Regions from separate parts of the Homo sapiens genome. Here region 1 is linked to region 2. A link is a loop called in an ENCODE intact Hi-C map of the cell type or tissue named here. Cell type or tissue: psoas muscle. All regions are shown on one strand. Links, peaks and the distances in the headings refer to the core of each region. The heading gives the core; the rest is flanking DNA. Region 1 overlaps CCM2 (CCM2 scaffold protein). Region 2 holds the start of NACAD (NAC alpha domain containing).

Region 1 (8,327 bases), core at 316-8,315, 83 kb after region 2:
AATCTCAGCTACTTGGGAGGCTGAGGTAGGAGAATTGATTGAAACCAGGAGGCAGAGGTTGCAGTGAGCCAAGATCACGCCACTGCACCCCAGCCTGGGCAACAGAGTGAGACTCCATCTCAGTAAATAAATAAATAAATAAAGCAACCATTAAAAAATAAAACATAAAAATAAAAATTTTTAAAAATTAGCCCAGCTGGGTACAGTGGCTCACACCTATAATCCCAGCACTTTGGGAGGCCAAGGCAGCTGGATCACCTGAGGTCAGGAGTTCGAGAGGAGCCCGGCCAACATGGTGAAACCCCATCTCTACTAAAAATACAAAAATTAGCCGGGTGTGGTGGCGGGCACCTGTAATCCCAGCTACCAGGGAGGCTGAGGCATGAGAATAACTAGAACTTGGGAGGCAGAGGCTGCAGTGAGCTGAGATCGCACCATTGCACTCCAACCTGGGCAACAAGAGTGAGACTCCGTCTCAAAAAAAAAAAAAATTTAGCTGGGCATAGTGGCACACACCTATCGTCCTAACTACTTGGGAGGTTGAGGCATGAGAACTGCAGGAGTTTGAGGTTATACTGAGCTCTGATTGCACCACTACACTCCAGCCTGGGTTACAGAATGAGACCCTGTCTCTGGAAAGAGAAAAAAACAAAGAATTAGGAGACAAAAATTTAGCAGAAAGTTTGGCAGTGTCTTATAAAGTTAAACATATAGTTCCCATAAAATTCAGCAATTCCATTATTAGGTATTTACCCAAAATAAATGAAAACATGTTCACATAATGACTCATTCACAAATGTTCACAGCAGCTTTTTCAAAATACAAAGTAGACTGGGAGGCCGTGGCAAGTGTATCACCTGAGGTCAGGGGTTCGAGACCAGCCTGGCCAACATGGTGAAACCCCATCTCTACTAAAAATACAAAAATTAGCCAGGCATCGTGGCGGGCACCTATAATCCCACCTACTCAGGAGGCTGAGGCAGGAGAATCACTTGAACCCAGGAGGCAGAGGTTACAGTGAGCTGAGATCACACCATTGCATTCCAGTCTGTGCGACAAGAGCAAAACTCCATCTCAAAAAAATATATATATATATACACAAACTAGAAAGAAACTAAATCTCCAACAAATGAATAAACAAATCACAGCATAAACATACAACAAAATATTACTCAGCAACTGAAACATGCAGCAATATATGGATAAATCTCAAAAACATTATGCTGAGTACAGTGATCCCTGCACAACACAATGTATACTGTATGAATCCATCTGTATGAAGTTCTAGAATGAACAAAATTAACCTATGGTGGAAAAAAATCAGAACAGTACTACCTTGGGGGAAGGACTTTCTAAGGGGCATAAGGGAATTTTCTCAGTGATGGTAGGTAATATTTTATTTCTTAGTAGGGGTTTCAGTTACGTAGGAGTATGCATTTGTCAAAATTTAGCTAATATTCACTGAAGATGTGTATTATTTGGCCAGGAGCAGTGGCTCACGCCTGTAATACCAACACTTTGGCAGGCCGAGACAGAAGGATTGCTTAAGCCCAGGAATTCAAGACCAGCCTGGGCAACACAGTGAGACCTCGTCTCTACAAAAAATAAAAAAAATTAGCTGGGCATGGTGACAAACCCATTTAGTCCTAGCTACTGAGGAGACTGGGGCGGGAGGATCACTTGAGTCTGGGAAGTCAAGGCTGCAGTGTGCCATGATTGCACCACGGCACTCCAGCCTCTGTGACAGAGTGAGACCCTGTTTAAAAAAAAAAAAAAAGTGTGTATTTCATTGTTACATAATTTTACATCAAAAGAAAACTGTAAGCAAATATTGAACCCTAGTTAATGACATGCATGCTAATGTATTTAGATCAAAGTGAAACAATGTCTGCAATTTATTGAGGAATGCATCAGAAAAATAAAATGAGTTGATGGGCAGGTACAGTGATAAACAAATGCTAGATATGGGATAAAACAAGTATAGCCAGGCCAGGCAGGGTGGCTCATGAGTGTAATCCCAGCACTTTGGGAGGCCGAGGTGGGCGGATCATCTGAGGTCAGGAGTTCTAGACCAGCCCCACCAACATGGTGAAACCCTATCTCTACTAAATACAAAAACTTAGCCAGGCGTGATGGCACATGCCTGTAATCCCAGCTGCTGGGGAGGCTGAGGCAGGAGAATCGCTTGAACAAAGGAGGCGGAGGTTGCAATGAGCCGAAATCACGCCATTGCACTCCATCCTAGGTGACAGAGTGAGACTCCGTCTCAAAAAAAAAAAAAAAAAAAACAAGTATAGCCAACGTTAGTGGCAGAATCTAGGTGCAAGTATTCACTGCAAAATTCTTTCAACTTTGGTGTACTCAAAAATTTTTTTTTTTTTTTTTTTTTTGAGACAGAGGCTCCCTCTGTCGCCCAGGCTGGAGTGCAATGGCGCAATCTTGGCTCACAGCAACCTCTGCCTCCCGGGTTCAAGCGATTCTCCTGCCTCAGCCTCTGGAGTAGCTGGGATTACAGGCACACACCACCATGCCCTGCTTATTTTTGTATTTTTGTAGAGATAGCATTTCGCCATGTTGGCCAGGCTGGTCTTGAACTTCTGATCTCAGGTGATCTGCCTGCCTTGGCCTTCTAAAGTGCTGGGATTAGAGGCGTGAGCACCGTGCCTGTCCCAAAAATTTTCATCATAAAATGCTGAGGGTGGAAGAATGTGCTGGAAAAAGCAAACACGGAGGCTGCACATACCTCTTTCAAGAAAGACGGACAATACTAAGTGAGAGGGGGAGCCTTAGAAAGGAACTTGAACTCAGCCTGATATTAGAAGTGCACAGGCAGGTGGGCTATGGTTATTGTCTATACCCAGTAGCATGAAAAGTAAAAGCTATGTAAAGGTGATGTATCTAATGGCAGTAATAAATTAGCTAGACATAATCATATCTAGGGCATTTTCAGACATCTGACAGAAAATCAACATGCACCATAACTGACACTTAGACCTGACCAAGGCATCTCATTAAGAACATGTACCCTTGGCCGGGTGCGGTGGCTCACGCCTGTAATCCCAGTACTTTGGGAGGCCGAGGTAGGTGGATCACCTGAGGTTGGGAGTTTGAGACCAGTCTGACCCACATGGAGAAACCCCGTCTCTACTAAAAATACAAAATTAGCCGGACTTGGTGGCGCATGCCTGTAATCCCAGCTACTTGGGAAGGCTGAGGCAGGAGAATCGCTTGAACCTGGGAGGTAGAGGTTGTGGTGAGCCGAGATCGCGCCACTGCACTCCAGCCTGGGCAAGAGCAAAACTGTCTCAAAAAAAAAAAAAAAAAAAAAAAAAAAGAACATGTACCCTTGGCCAGGCACGGTGGCACACAGAGGCACACATTGGTCAGGACTTCGGGAGGACGAGGCGGGTGGATCATGAGGTCAAGAGATCAAGACCATTCTTGCCAACATGGGGAAACCCCATCTCTACCAAAAATAAAAAAATTAGCCGGGCATGGGAACACGCACCTATAGTCCCAGCTACTTGGGAGGCTGAGGCAGAATTGCTTGAACCCAGGAGGCGGAGCCTGCAGTGAGCTGAGGTCATGCAACTGCACTCCAGCCTGGGCAGCAGAGCAAGACTCCACCTCAAAAAAAAAAAAAAAAAAAAATGTACCCCACCACATAAACCAACAAGGGAAACATTTCAGTTTCCACACCTGACCAGAGAGCTCATGGTGACAACACACAGGAAGCAAATTTGATTTTTTGAAAAAAACCTGTATGGAATTTTAAACTATAGAATAGACATAAAGATTTAAATAAAGGCTTCTCTCTTTTTTTTCTCCAAGGTACAAAAACAACATGTGAAATGGTTATCTCCCACTCCTCAACTAGGTTTCCCTTAAGAACAGTGACACCACGGGTTTAGGCTGACCAGTCTTCTCACTTTCAGAAAAGTGAAAAACCTCCTTGGGTTACAAGACACACCATCATCCTAAGCTGCAAACAAAAGCCCAAATTCCATGTTCCTATTATGCTTATTAAAGGGGATCACTTTCATTGCACATACATCTAATGCCTATGGTCAAATGCCCTAATTCTTAACATAATCCAAGCAAAAAATTGTTACTGTTTGGGCACACTTGGGAGAAAAAAAAAGGTCACATTTTTGGCACAGACACAAGGCTAAGGAAAAAAGTTCTTATTTTTACAAAACAAACAAACAAAAAATCCTAATGGTTCCATTGACAAATCCAAATGTAAACTCCCTCATACCTGTAGAATCATTTGAAGAGCAGTTGCTGTTCTTGATTGAAAGATAAAAAAGCCAAGGAGTGCGAAGCGCGCTAACAAAGATCCACTGTTCACAAGGACACAGCGATGCATGCAGAGGACATGGCTGGGCTCACTGCTCCCGCCACAGATCCCAGAGCACAAAGCCTGTCCCAGATGAAATGAATGACATCCCTGACTGTGCCAGCTCCCAAAACACCATACATGTTCTCCCAACCACAAAGAGTGTGCTGTGATTTATGGTTTACATACAGCACAGTGAGGGTTGTCCTGTCACTCTGAGCAGCTCGTCCGTGGCCATGTTGACAGTGTAGACTTGGTCCTCAGAACTCACCCCAGAGACCCTAAGGCAGCCAGCAGATGAGGCCAGAATGACCAGCAACATAAGGCTTGTTACTCTTCTGTCTTGATGAGTTACTACTGCACTTCTATCTACAAACTGAACTCTAGGGTTTGCTTCAAAATCACCTGGTGCATTAGCCTTCTTGGGCTGCCAGGACTAAGTATTATAGACTTGAGTGGCTTCAATAATAGAAACTTATTCTCTTAGAGTCTAGATGCTGAAAGTCCAAGATCAAGGTAAATTTAGCAGGGTGGTTTCTCCTGAGGTCTCTCCTTGGCTTGCAGATGGCTGCCTTCTCCATGAGTCCTCCAATGATCATTCCTCTCTGTGTCCTAATAACTTCCTATAAGGACATCCATCAGATTGGATTAGGGCCCACACAATTACCTCATTTTACCTCAATCACCTCCTTAAAGACTCCATCTTCAGGCCAGGCATGGTGGCTCAAGCCTATAATCCCAGCACTTTGGGAGGCCGAGGTGGGTGGATCACGGAGTCAGGAGATTGAGACCATCCTGGCTAATACGGTGAAACCCCATCTCTACCAAAAATACAAAAAAATTAGCCAGGTGTGGTGGCGGGCACCTGTAGTCCTAGCTACTCAGGAGGCCGAGGCAGGAGAATGGCGGGAACCTGGGAGGCGGAGCTTGCAGCGAGCCAAGATTGCACCACTGCACTCCAGCCTGGGTGACAGAGCAACAAGACTCCGTCTAAAATAAAAACAAATAAAAAAAAAAAGACTCCATCTTCAAATACAGTCACATCCTGAGGTCCTGGAAGTAGGGGCTTCAGCACATGACTCTGAGGGGACACTATTCGGCCCACACAGGCAGGAAGCAGGAATGAGGAGAAGGTGCACATGAAACTGACTGCCCACACATGGGCACAGGGGACTTCGTTACATGATTTTTTTTCTTTACATTTGCTTTTGAAGTTTTCATAAAGGTGTTCCTGATCACTCTTACCAAAGCCTGCTCCCACCATCCATCCCCGGGCTCCACTTCCTGCTCTGCAGCCACAGGCTCACCGTACACATTTCAGTCTCCAGCATCTGTGTCTGACACCATTGGTGCTAATAAACAATAGTTTAATGGACAAGTGAATGCATGATGTGGAACACCTCCAGTGGCTTCAAGTGCATACAGAACCAACACCCAACTTCCCAGCCCAAGGACTTCCCAGGACTGGGGGGTCCTCTCCACCTCATCTCTGCTTCTGAACTGCAGGACACAGTCCCGGTCTCAACCTGGCTGGAAGTGGCTGCTGCCTGCCCCATGTCTCTTCTGACATCCTAGGTCTGCCTTTAGTCTCTAATTTTAGGTGTAAGTGACCTACTTTCCAAAGTGCAATGTCCCTAACCCTCTTCTCAGTGGGCTAAGCACATAATAGGCAAGGCATGACCAAGTTATCTCACTAAAAACTTGTATCGCCACCACGTAAACCAACAATAGAGGGTGATTTAAATGCTCAATAGTTAGGTTTATAGGACTTAATCATGACCATTTACTTACACTGCAAAGTGACAACAAGGAGGGGGCACTGCTGACGGAAATGAAAAAACTGGAAGATCAAGAGTAAGCGCCCCAGTGGGGCAGACTGCAGACGCCCTTCTCGTCTGCAGGGAAGCCCTTCACTGCAATAATATTGCTAAGAGAAACGTTTTGCTTTACACTATCTTCCTCTGAAAGGATGCTCAGAGCAGCCCTGGAAGGTTCTGATGTGCTTTCTGAATCTAAATTATGACAGAATCTGACAATATGTTGAAAATTAACAAATACATACTATGTAAATGGTAACTCTTCAAGACAGAAAAGTAACCAGCCTTATGTTGCCGATCATTCTGGCCTCACCTACTGGCTGCCTTAGGTTCTCTGCTGAGCACCTCCTGCCTGGTTCTCCAGCCTCCTGACCCTGAGTTACCAAGTTGCCATCCAAGAATCACTGCAATAGCTACCCAAGAGGAAAAATAAAACAAAATATAGCAGCCCCAATTCACCTTCTGAACCCAAGTATGGCTTGTGACAGTTATAGAATCGGTTTAGTGGGTCATGACCATGAGCCTTTTTTTTTTTTTTGAGACGGAGTCTTACTCTTGTCGCCCAGGCTGGAGCGCAATGGCACATTCTCAGCTCACTGCAACCTCCATCTCCCGAGTTCAAGCAATTCTCCTGCCTCAGCCTCACAAGTAGCTAGGATTACAGGCCCCACCACCACGCTCAGCTAATTTTTGTATTTTTAGTAGAGATGGGGTTTCACCATGGCTGGTCTCAGACTCCTGACAGGTGATCCACCCACCTCAGCCTCCCAAAGTGCTGGGATTACCAGTGTGAGCCACCGCACCTGGCCAACCACCAGTTGTAATAGAAAGAAAAAAAAATAGAATTAAAAAATCAGAGCGTTTAAGTGTGGTTCCTTTAAACTTTCACTTCGGTTATACAGACACACACATTTATGTCTGCATCAGGTCAGCATGGAGAAGGTATGGCTTCCTGGTGCCTGCAGTGACCAAATTTTAAAAGGTACTGGTCCAATCCAAGCTTTCAGTTCCTCACAGACACTGGTCCAGCAGTGACTACAGCAGCTGATAGTTCAGGGCCTGTAACCTAGAGGATCTTTTCCCCTCCACTTTTTATTATGGAAATTCTCAAAAATACATAAAAGTAGACAGAACAATATATAACCATTACCAAAGCATTCAGCTATCCCCTTTGTTTCTTCTATTTTGAGTAAAGCAAATCCCAGAAATCATATTATTTCACCTACAAATATCTCAGAATACATGCCTATCAGATCAGAACTTAATTATCATACCCAACAAAATTAATAATTCCTTATTTATTATTTAATATCTAGTCCTACATTTCTAGGGAACTTTATAACCTTTTTTTTCTCTTTTTCTTCTTGAGACAGGGTCTTGCTGTCACTCAGGTGGTGGCACAATCACACTCACTGCAGCCTCGACCTCCAGGGCTCAAGCGATCTTCCCTTCTCAGCATCCCAAGTAGCTGGAACTACAGGCATGCACCACCATGCTCAGCTAATTTTCTTATTTTTTGTAGAGATAGGGTCTCACTACATTGTCCAGGCTGATCTCAAACTCCTAGGCTCAAGTGATCCTCCCACCTCAGTCTCCCAAAGTGCTGGGATTACAGGCGTAGCCACTACACTCAACCTATAACCTTTTTCTACCTTAAACAATGCAAATAAACTAGATGAATGTAAAAATATTTAACTTTGATCAGTGTGAAATCATAGCCACCTGGTGGGGCAACCGAAGACCAGAGGCAGCAGAGAAGCTGAGACCCACAAGGTTAAGGCCACAAGATGGTTTTTTTTTTTTTTTGGAGATGGAGTCTTGCCCTGTTGCCCAGGCTGGAGTACAGTGGCATGATCTCAGCTCACTGCAACCTCCACCTCCCGGGTTCAAGAGATTCTCCTGCCTCAGCCTCCTAACTGGGATTATAGGCACATGCCACCACGCCCAGCTAATTTTGTATTTTTAGTAGAGACGGGGTTTCACCATGCTGGCCAGGCTGGTCTCAAACTCCTGGTGTCAAGTGATCCGCCTGCTTCGGCCTCCCAAAGTGTTAGGATTACCTACACCCAACCCTGACAAGACAGCTTTTTTGGGCTGTGATCTGAGTATAAAAATCCACACAACCCAACTTAAGTGCATCCAAGTTTCTAATAAAAAGGAATTACTGTCAG
Region 2 (8,327 bases), core at 221-8,220:
GGTCTATTTTCATATATTCTTTTTTAGTTCATTGAACTTTGTGGCTGTGTAGATTATTGTTCTTCAGTAAATTTGAGAAGTTTTCAGTCATTACTATTTCATATATTTTTCTTTCTCCTTTTTCTTTTCTCTCCTTTTGGTATTCCCATTATGTGTATGTGGGTGTGCTTAATAGTGTTCACATTCTCTGGAGTTTCTGTTCATTTTTCCTTTTTTTTCTGTTATTCAGTTTGTATAATCTCCATCAATCTCTAATCTCTATCAAGTTCACTAATTCTTTCTTCGCCCACTGAAATCTACTGTTCAGCCCTCTTGTGAATTTTTTCTTTCAGATATTTTACTTTTCAACTCCATAATTTGCATTTTTAAAAAATTTATATCCAGCCTGGGCAACATGGTGAGACCTCGTCTCTACAAAAAAATTTTAAAATTAGCTGGGTGTGGTGGCACATACCTCAACTATTCAGGAGGCTGAAGTGGGAAGATCACCTGAGCCCCAGAGGTGGAGGCTGCAATGAGCCATGATCACACCACCGCACTCCGGCTGGGGCAACAGAGTGACAGCCTGTCTCAAAAAAAATTTTTTTTTAATTAAAAAAATAATTTCTATCTCTTTGCTGATATTCTCTATTTGATGGAATATCATCATATACCTTCCATTACTTCTTTAATCATACTTTCCCTTATTCTACGAACATATTCGTAGTGGTTATTTTGAAATATTTTTCTGTTAAAATCTTGTTGCTTACACAGGCAGGTTCTGTTCCTGCCTTTTTTATTTTTCTGGTATACAAGTCATACTTTCATTTCTTTGCCAATTTTTTGTTGGAAAGTGGACATTTTAATAACATTAAATAAATAATTGAACAGTAACCCAATAGCAACTCTGGGTACAGGTCCAAACCCCCTCCCTTCTGGAGCTTGTATTGCTGTTTGCTTGTTTATTTGCTTAGTGACTAGCTGGATTATTTTTGGTGAGGTCTTTCGCGCTCCCCTACAATGTTCCGCCTCTGATGGTCCTCTTCAGGGAGGTGCAGCTATGTGTATGCCCACAGTCACCCTGGAATGAGAGTGGTTCTGGTAAGGCTCTCCTACTCTCTTTTCCTAACCATGCCCAGCTGTTAAACTCCACTAATTGCCACTCCTAAACTCCACTGATTGCTCTATTGTTTTCGACAATACTCTGGGCAGAAATTCCTCTGCAAACTCATCCAAATTGTGGCCTCTTAGCTAGAATAGTTTCAGAGGCCAGTGTTTAACATTTTCTTTAATCCCAGTAGGGCTCCACCCAGGTGTCTTATTACCCCATTTTCTCCTGCAAACTAGCCAACCTCCAGCCTAGGCTGTATCTTCATTAGATCCATGAATCTCCTTCCAGTTGCCTTTCACCATAACCTCTACTGCTGTTGAGAATACCCTTGGGTTTAAACTTCCTATGTTGCCTTGCAAGTAAGGTCATTTCCTCTGGGAAGAGATCATGGGCTATCTGTTTTACAACCTGCCTCTCCCCTCCAGGCAAAATCTCTTAGCTCAGTGGCAAACTTCTGAGTCACACTCCCACTCTAGGAGCTGAGCAGTCAGTGGAAGGGAGGCAGCAGCCTCTCCTGGCATGGAACTCTCACCTCATAAGCGGTGAGAAGGGCTGTCAGGACCCCAGTATTCTCAGCATGCCACACCCGAAGTAGAGTCCACTTTCCACAAGTGGGGGCTAAGTGGAAGAAGGGAGCCCCACCTCAACCAGACTCACCCAGGACTTACTTCCACAACAGGCAGCTGGGAGCAGGATGAGATATGCTGAAGTACTCCGTCCTCCCAGTAAGAAAGCCCTCTGACCGGGAGATGGAAGAAAAGAAGCCTGTGTTCTTGGCAACACCAGTCTGGTGTGGAGTCCACCTCCCTTTGCTGGAGTGAGTTGTCTCGATTCAAATACCACAGACTCTCGCCTTTCTTACTAAATTCTCATAGATTTTCTTGAATAGATGTTTCTTTCTTTTTTTTTTTTGAAACAGAGTCTCACTCCATCACCCAGGCTGGAGTGCAGTGGCAGGATCTCGGCTCACTGCAACGAACCTCCGCCTCCAGGGTTCAAGCAATTCTCCTGCCTCAGCCTCCCTAGTAGGTAGGATTACAGGTGTGCATCACCATACCCAACTAATTTTTGTATTTTTTTTAAGTAGAGATGGATTTTCACCATGTTAGCCAGGCTGGTCTCGAACTCCTGATCTCAAGTGATCCGCCCACCTTGGCCTCCCAAAATGCTGGGATTACAGGCGTGAGCCACCACATCCAGCCTTGAACAGATGTTTCTTCATTTGCTGTTTGCCCTTCAGACCATTTCCAGAAGCTTTAATTTGTTCTCTCTTTCACTTTTATTTTGTTGGGCCCTTTCTTTTTTTTTTTTTTTCCCAAGACGGAGTCTCACTCTGTCACCAGGCTGGAGTGCAGTGGCACGATCTCAGCTCACTGCAACCTATGCCTCTCAGGTTCAAGCAATTATCCTGCCTCAGCCTCCCGAGTAGCTGGGACTACAGGCATGCACCATCACGCCCGGCTAATTTTTGTATTTTTAGTAGAGACAGGGTTTCACCATGTTGGCCAGGAAGGTCTTGATTTCTTGACCTCATGATCTGCCCACCTCAGCCTCCTGAAGTGCTGGGATTACAGGCATGAGCCACCACGCCTGGCTTGCTGACCTTTCAACTCAGTTTGTTTTTTTTTTTTTTTAATAATTTTTACCAGGCTGGGTGTGGTGGCTCACACCTGTAATTCCAACACTTTGGGAGGCCAAGGTGGGTGGATCACGAGGTCAGGAGTTCAAGACCAGCCTGGCCAACAGGGTGAAACCCCGTCTCTACTAAAAATACAAAAATTAGCCAGGCATGGTGGGACCTGTAGTCCCAGCTGCTCGGGAGGCTGAGACAGTAGGATCGCTTGAACCCGGAAGACAGAGGTTGCAGTGAGCCGAGATCATGCCACTGCACTACAGACTGGTCAAAAGAGCAAGACTCCATCTCAAATTAAAAAATTAAAATTAATAATAATAATTTTTACCAGTTTCACTGGGGAGCTGCTCAGCAGAACTCCCCATGCTTTCATTCTGGAAGTCAATCTGCCTTTTATTTCTTCTTGCTTTATTGCAAGGTTTAGAAATTCCAATAATATGTTGAAAAGAGTGGTGAGTGCGGACACCCTTGCCTTGTTCCCAATCTTAAAAAGCATTCAGTCTTTCACCATTAAGTATGATGTTAGCTGTATAAGTTTTTTATATAAGATCTTTATCAAGTTTATTTTTAACTTGCTGAAAGTGTTTTTTTTTAAATCATGAATGATGTTGGTTATGTCAAACACATTTTCTGTGTCAACTGATACCAAAATTTTTCTTCTTTAGCCTGTTGGTGTTCTGGAGTATTGTTGATTGATTTTCAACTGTCAAACCAGCCTTGCATACGTGGAATAAATTCCACTTGGTCATGGTGTATTTTTTTTATACATCATTATATTTGATTTGCCAATATTGAGAATTTTTGTGCCTGAATTCATGAGAGATGCTGGTCTGCAGTTTTCGTTTTGGGGGTCTTGGGGTGTATTGACACTTTGTTAGTTTTTTTTTTTTTTTTTTTTTTTTTGAGACGGAGTCTCGCTCTGTCGCCCAGGCTGGAGTGCAGTGGTGCGATCTCGGCTCACTGCAACCTCCGCTTCCCGGGTTAACGCCATTCTCCTGCCTCAGCCTCCTGAGTAGCTGGGACTACAGGAGCCCGCTACCACTCCCGGCTCATTTTCTGTATTTTTAGTAGAGACGGGGTTTCACCACGTTAGCCAGAATGGCCTCGATCTCCTGACCTCGTGATCCGCCAGCCTCGGCCTCCCAAAGTGCTGGGATTACAGGCGTGAGCCTCCGCGCCTGGCGACACATTGTTAGTTTTGACATCAGGATATTTCTTGCCTTATAAAATGAGTTAGGAAGTGTCCCCTTCTCTTTTGTTTTCTGGAAGAGATTGTTTGAAGTTGATGTTAATTCTAATGGTGTGGTGTGTCTGACTCCTGGGGTACAGCGGGGAGAGATGCCCAGCAGGCAGCCAGGTGTGTAGCACTGAGCCTTGAGGCAGGTCTGGGGGAGTCAGAGGGCAGCCCCTGGCTTCATGAGCTCAAAGTTAGAACCCACAGAAGACTGAGGATGTTGAAACCTCCCTCCCTGCCTGTGACAATGGCTACTCTGATTCCCCCCACCCCAGTCAGGGGTGATGACAATGTCTCATTCATCTGTCTCCCTGGTGCCTGGCACGGGGGAGGAGGGGTGCTCAGTGAATCTGGGTGGCGCAGTAGCCTGTGTGAAAGCAAGAGGCATTTCAGGAAATTCACGGGGCGGGCTTCCTCCTGGGAGGTGTGGCAGAGGGTGCTGCCAGGAATAGAGGGAAACACTTTCTTCCTTTTCCTTCTACTGCCTAGTGTGGGGGTGGAGGGGAGATGATAGGACAGATCACCGAGTTGCCTAGAGACCTGGAGACCGACCCATCCGGGTCGCCTTCCCTGGTGCGCTCTCGTCGGCTCCATCCCTGGTTGCCATGGAGACAGGAGGCGGTTGCCACGGAGACCGACGACTGCCAGGACCAGCCAATCACTCCAGAGCTGCAGCTCCAGCTCACCTTTTGCATGGAGGCATCGGGCTGGGCGGGGCCCCCTCCCTCCCCAGGCCCTGCACCCTCTGCTTGGTCAGCGGGGAAGGAGGCTGCGCCGCCAACTCCACCCAAAGCGCTCCGAGCATCCCAGAATCCCAACCACCTCCCCAGCCTCCCACAACCAGGGTTCTAGGGGCGTCCCCGCCTCTTCCTGGCCACGGGCGAATGCCACCCTGAGGCAACCCAGCTTCCAATTGGCCCTGAAACCCTCCCTCGTAAATGCTGTGGAAAGGGTGGGACCGGGCGCAGGCGCCCACCCCCGCTCCCCCACGAAACCGCCCACAGCGAGAGGGAGGCCACAGCCGGGTGGGGTGGGGGCGGGGAGGGAGCCCCCCCTACGCCCTCCGCAGTGCCTGGCGAGCCCGCGCACGCTCACTCGCTGGGACAGGCGGGCGGGGCGGCCTGACGTCACCCACTGCCCCCACCGCCCGGCCGAGGGGCGGTGGCCGCGCAGGCTCGGCGGGGCGGCGGCACGGACTGACGGAGGGTCGGAAGGACTGAGGGACGGGCGGGCGCACGGCCAGGCCATGCCTGGGGAGGCTGCCCGCGCCGAGCTGCTGCTGCCCGAGGCGGACCGACCCGGGCCCCGCACAGGTGAGGCCGTGGCCACTCTTTCCCTGCCTTCAGCCTCTCCCCTCTCCAGCCCGGGTTCTCTTTCCATCGCTCACCTTTCACCCCTCTCCCCCATCCCCCTGGCCCCCCTCGAGTCCCCTCCCCTTTCCGCGCCCTGTCCTTCCCTCCATCTGAACCCTGCTACCGCCTCTCTCAGAACTGCGGGGAAGGTGGGGCGCACGAAGTGCCCGCCGCGAGCCAGAAAGAACGTGGGGGCTTAAGCCCTTGGCTTCCGACCCAGGGATCGTGGGGCTCGCATCCCGCCCGCTGCATCCCGTTGTTTGCACCGAGCTGCCAGCCTGCTGGGGCTGGGCCGCTCTGGACAGAGGCAGCGGGTTCTGGAGGCGGGGTGTCCGGCTGATACCCCCAGTACGATCAGGTGACCACCGGGAGGGTCCTCAGTTGCACCCGGTCTGTCCTGGGCCGGCGACTGGTCATGGCTCTGGAGGGAGGAGCAGGACTGGCCAGAGCCTAGGAAGCCCGGATGGAGGGCCAGGTGGTGGAATAAAGCCTAAGTTGGGTCTGGAAGGTGGAAGGCCTTGGGGGAGGTGGCCTGATTAGCAATGGCCCTGGGTGTGCAGACCACCTGTCCTTAGGCTGGGTCAACAAATGCTGGTGGAGGCTGATGGGGTCTACGGGGCCTAGAAAGAGCCGAGCCTGGACAGTCCTGGCGTGGAGGTCAGCCATGTGTGGGTAGGGCCAAGGGCACCTTGCTGTGGGCAAGAAGTCACCCAGAGATGGGACCACTGCTGGGGCCTGGGGCCTGGTTTGGGGTGACACAGGCTGCTGCCTCTGCTCTAGGTGGGAGGCAGGGAGTGCAGGCCCAGACTTCCCAGCCCCAGGGTCTTGTGCTGGCTCTGTTCTGGCTTGCTTGGTGACCTTGAATGAGTTATAAAAACCTTTGGCCTTTGGTTTCTGCTCCATCCCAACAGCTCAGCCGTTCCCCTGCCCTGGGGGCCACACCAGGGGCCAGAACCAAGAGCCCAGCTTCAGGGCACCCAGTGATGCCCCACCAGCCACGCCCACTCCTGATGTTGGGTGTCAGGCATGCAAGAACCCAAAGGACCCCCTTGTCTCAGGACCCCCTGGATGTCCCATCACCCCAGCAGCAAAGCCCTTGGGTGACAAGTTTTGGCTGGTGGTTCAGGGCTCAGGGCTCTGATGCTGCTGAGGGGAGCTGGAGCAGCCTGGCAACAGGGTCCCCCTTCTTTCAGCTTCAACTCTAATCCTGGCTCTGCTTTGTAGATGAGAAAGCTGAGGTGCAAGAGATGTTGTCCTGGTCACCAGTGAGTGCGGGAGAGCAGGAGCCACCAGGCAGGCATCTGCAGCCTGGAGAGCTGGCCCCTGTGTGCCGCCGCTCCCCCACCTTGGGCAAGACCTGGCCTGGGCTCTGAAGGGCCTTCATTGGATGCTTCAAACAGAGGTGCCTTTGGCCTAGGTCCAAGTGAGGGAGTGGACATAATGGAGACATTTAAAATGAAGCTTATGAGCATTTAGAGCACACAGGAAAATGCTTATGAGATTAGGTTGGGTGAAAATAGCTAGATTCAAAACTGAATGTGCAATGTGATCTCGCCTGTGATAAAATACAGGCCAGTAAGAGTCCAGGAGGCAGAAAACCATAGCGGTCTGGTGTGCCGCAACCTCGGAGGGGTTTTCTTCCATCTTCCTGAGTCCCCTAAGTCCTTTCTGACCCATGAGGGCTACTTCCTATGGACTCCTTTCTCAGCTGGAGGTGTGTTAGCTCACAGACGTTTACTGAGTACCAGAGCCTCCTCATACTGAAGCCTGCCCAGCGGGTTGGGGGAGTGCATCATGGGACCCAGAGAAGGCCCACAGGGCAGGGTGGGAACTCCCAGCACCCGGGAAGGAACTGGTGGTCACCCATGGGGTGGCTGCCACCAAGGAGAGGACTCAGCCAGAGGCTGCTGTTGGCCCTCTGAAGCTGTCCTGTGCTCTTGCTGGGCTCCATGGTCTCCGTTCCTGCCCACCACTGCCCTTGTGGCCAGATGCTCCAGCAAAGCCTCCACGGGACACTTCATCTCTGTTCTCCAGAAACTTGGCTGCGTGTGGTGGCCCCTGGCTTCCCCATCTCCCTGGGTGCAGGAGGGGAGCAGGGTCAGAGGGGCCTGGTGAAACCCTGACATGTTGGCCTCAAGTGTAGGTAGCAAGGACAGCAGAGAGAGGAGGCAGAGCGAGGCATGAAGCCCAGAGTGTTCGAGCTGCGCGCGTCGTGCTGGTGCCACCTGCCTCATGTGGCGCATCTATTGGGAGGTCATGGGATGGGACTGGCACTGCCTGGCAGATTCCCACCACCAGCCCCTCCCACCGAGCCCAGCTGAACCACACTGATTCTGTGGAATGGAAACTGCAATCCAGTCTCCCCAGAGAGGCTGAAATGCTAGTTCTTTGCTGAGGTGTCCTTGAGAAAAGCCGCCAGACAGGTCTGTTCATGACTCCCAGCAACACTTCCCTCAAAACCCCTCTCTAGGAAACCACTAGCATCTGCTCTCTGCTGTCAAAACTCCTGGAAGTTCTCCCTCAAACGCAGCGTGCAGAGGGTCTTCTCTTTTCTCTCCTGCCTTCCTGGATCCACCTTCCTCTGGGCCCTATGCAGCCGGAATTCATCTCCCCGGGCCTGGCCCTTGCCTGGGAGATGCATCCAGGGGCACCTCATGATCTTCTCTATCTCCACAGATCTGTCCTGCGATGCGGCCGCTGCCACCACCATCCTGGGAGGGGACCGGCGGGAGCCCTGTGCTCTGACCCCAGGGCCCAGCCACCTGGCCCTCACGTTCCTGCCCAGCAAGCCGGGTGCCCGGCCCCAGCCCGAGGGAGCCAGCTGGGATGCAGGGCCTGGTGGGGCACCCTCGGCCTGGGCGGACCCAGGGGAGGGCGGCCCAAGCCCCATGCTCCTCCCTGAGGGCCTGTCTTCCCAGGCTCTGTCCACGGAGGCTCCTCTCCCGGCCACCCTGGAGCCCCGGATTGTGATGGGAGAGGAGACGTGCCAGGCCCTCCTGTCACCCAGAGCTGCCCGGA

Evidence for each region. Hi-C counts contacts between places; a loop is a spot of excess contacts. Peaks named below come from ENCODE experiments on the same cell type or tissue, not always from the same donor. Only the 100,000 strongest peaks of a DNase experiment are listed, where the experiment ranks them.
Region 1: a loop joins it to region 2, with 2.6 times the contacts of the local background. A loop is called at or near these places in 17 of 110 quality-filtered maps.

The regions. Positions count from the first base shown.
Region 1 is chr7:45,003,364-45,011,690 of GRCh38, reverse strand. All of the region lies in intron 1 of CCM2 (CCM2 scaffold protein), which reads right to left. Among named protein-coding and RNA genes, the nearest start is that of CCM2, 7.3 kb to the right of the region's middle. In psoas muscle, for the core only: no CTCF peak of the experiment used is centred there; no DNase peak of the experiment used is centred there; H3K27ac peaks cover 100 bases.
Region 2 is chr7:45,085,771-45,094,097 of GRCh38, reverse strand. NACAD (NAC alpha domain containing) reads left to right here and starts at 5,129. Exons shown (of 8, transcript NM_001146334.2): 1 at 5,129-5,270; 2 at 7,986-8,327. The coding sequence starts at 5,204. In psoas muscle, for the core only: no CTCF peak of the experiment used is centred there; DNase peaks (open chromatin) are centred at 4,597, 5,097 and 5,637; H3K4me3 peaks cover 1,597 bases; H3K27ac peaks cover 726 bases.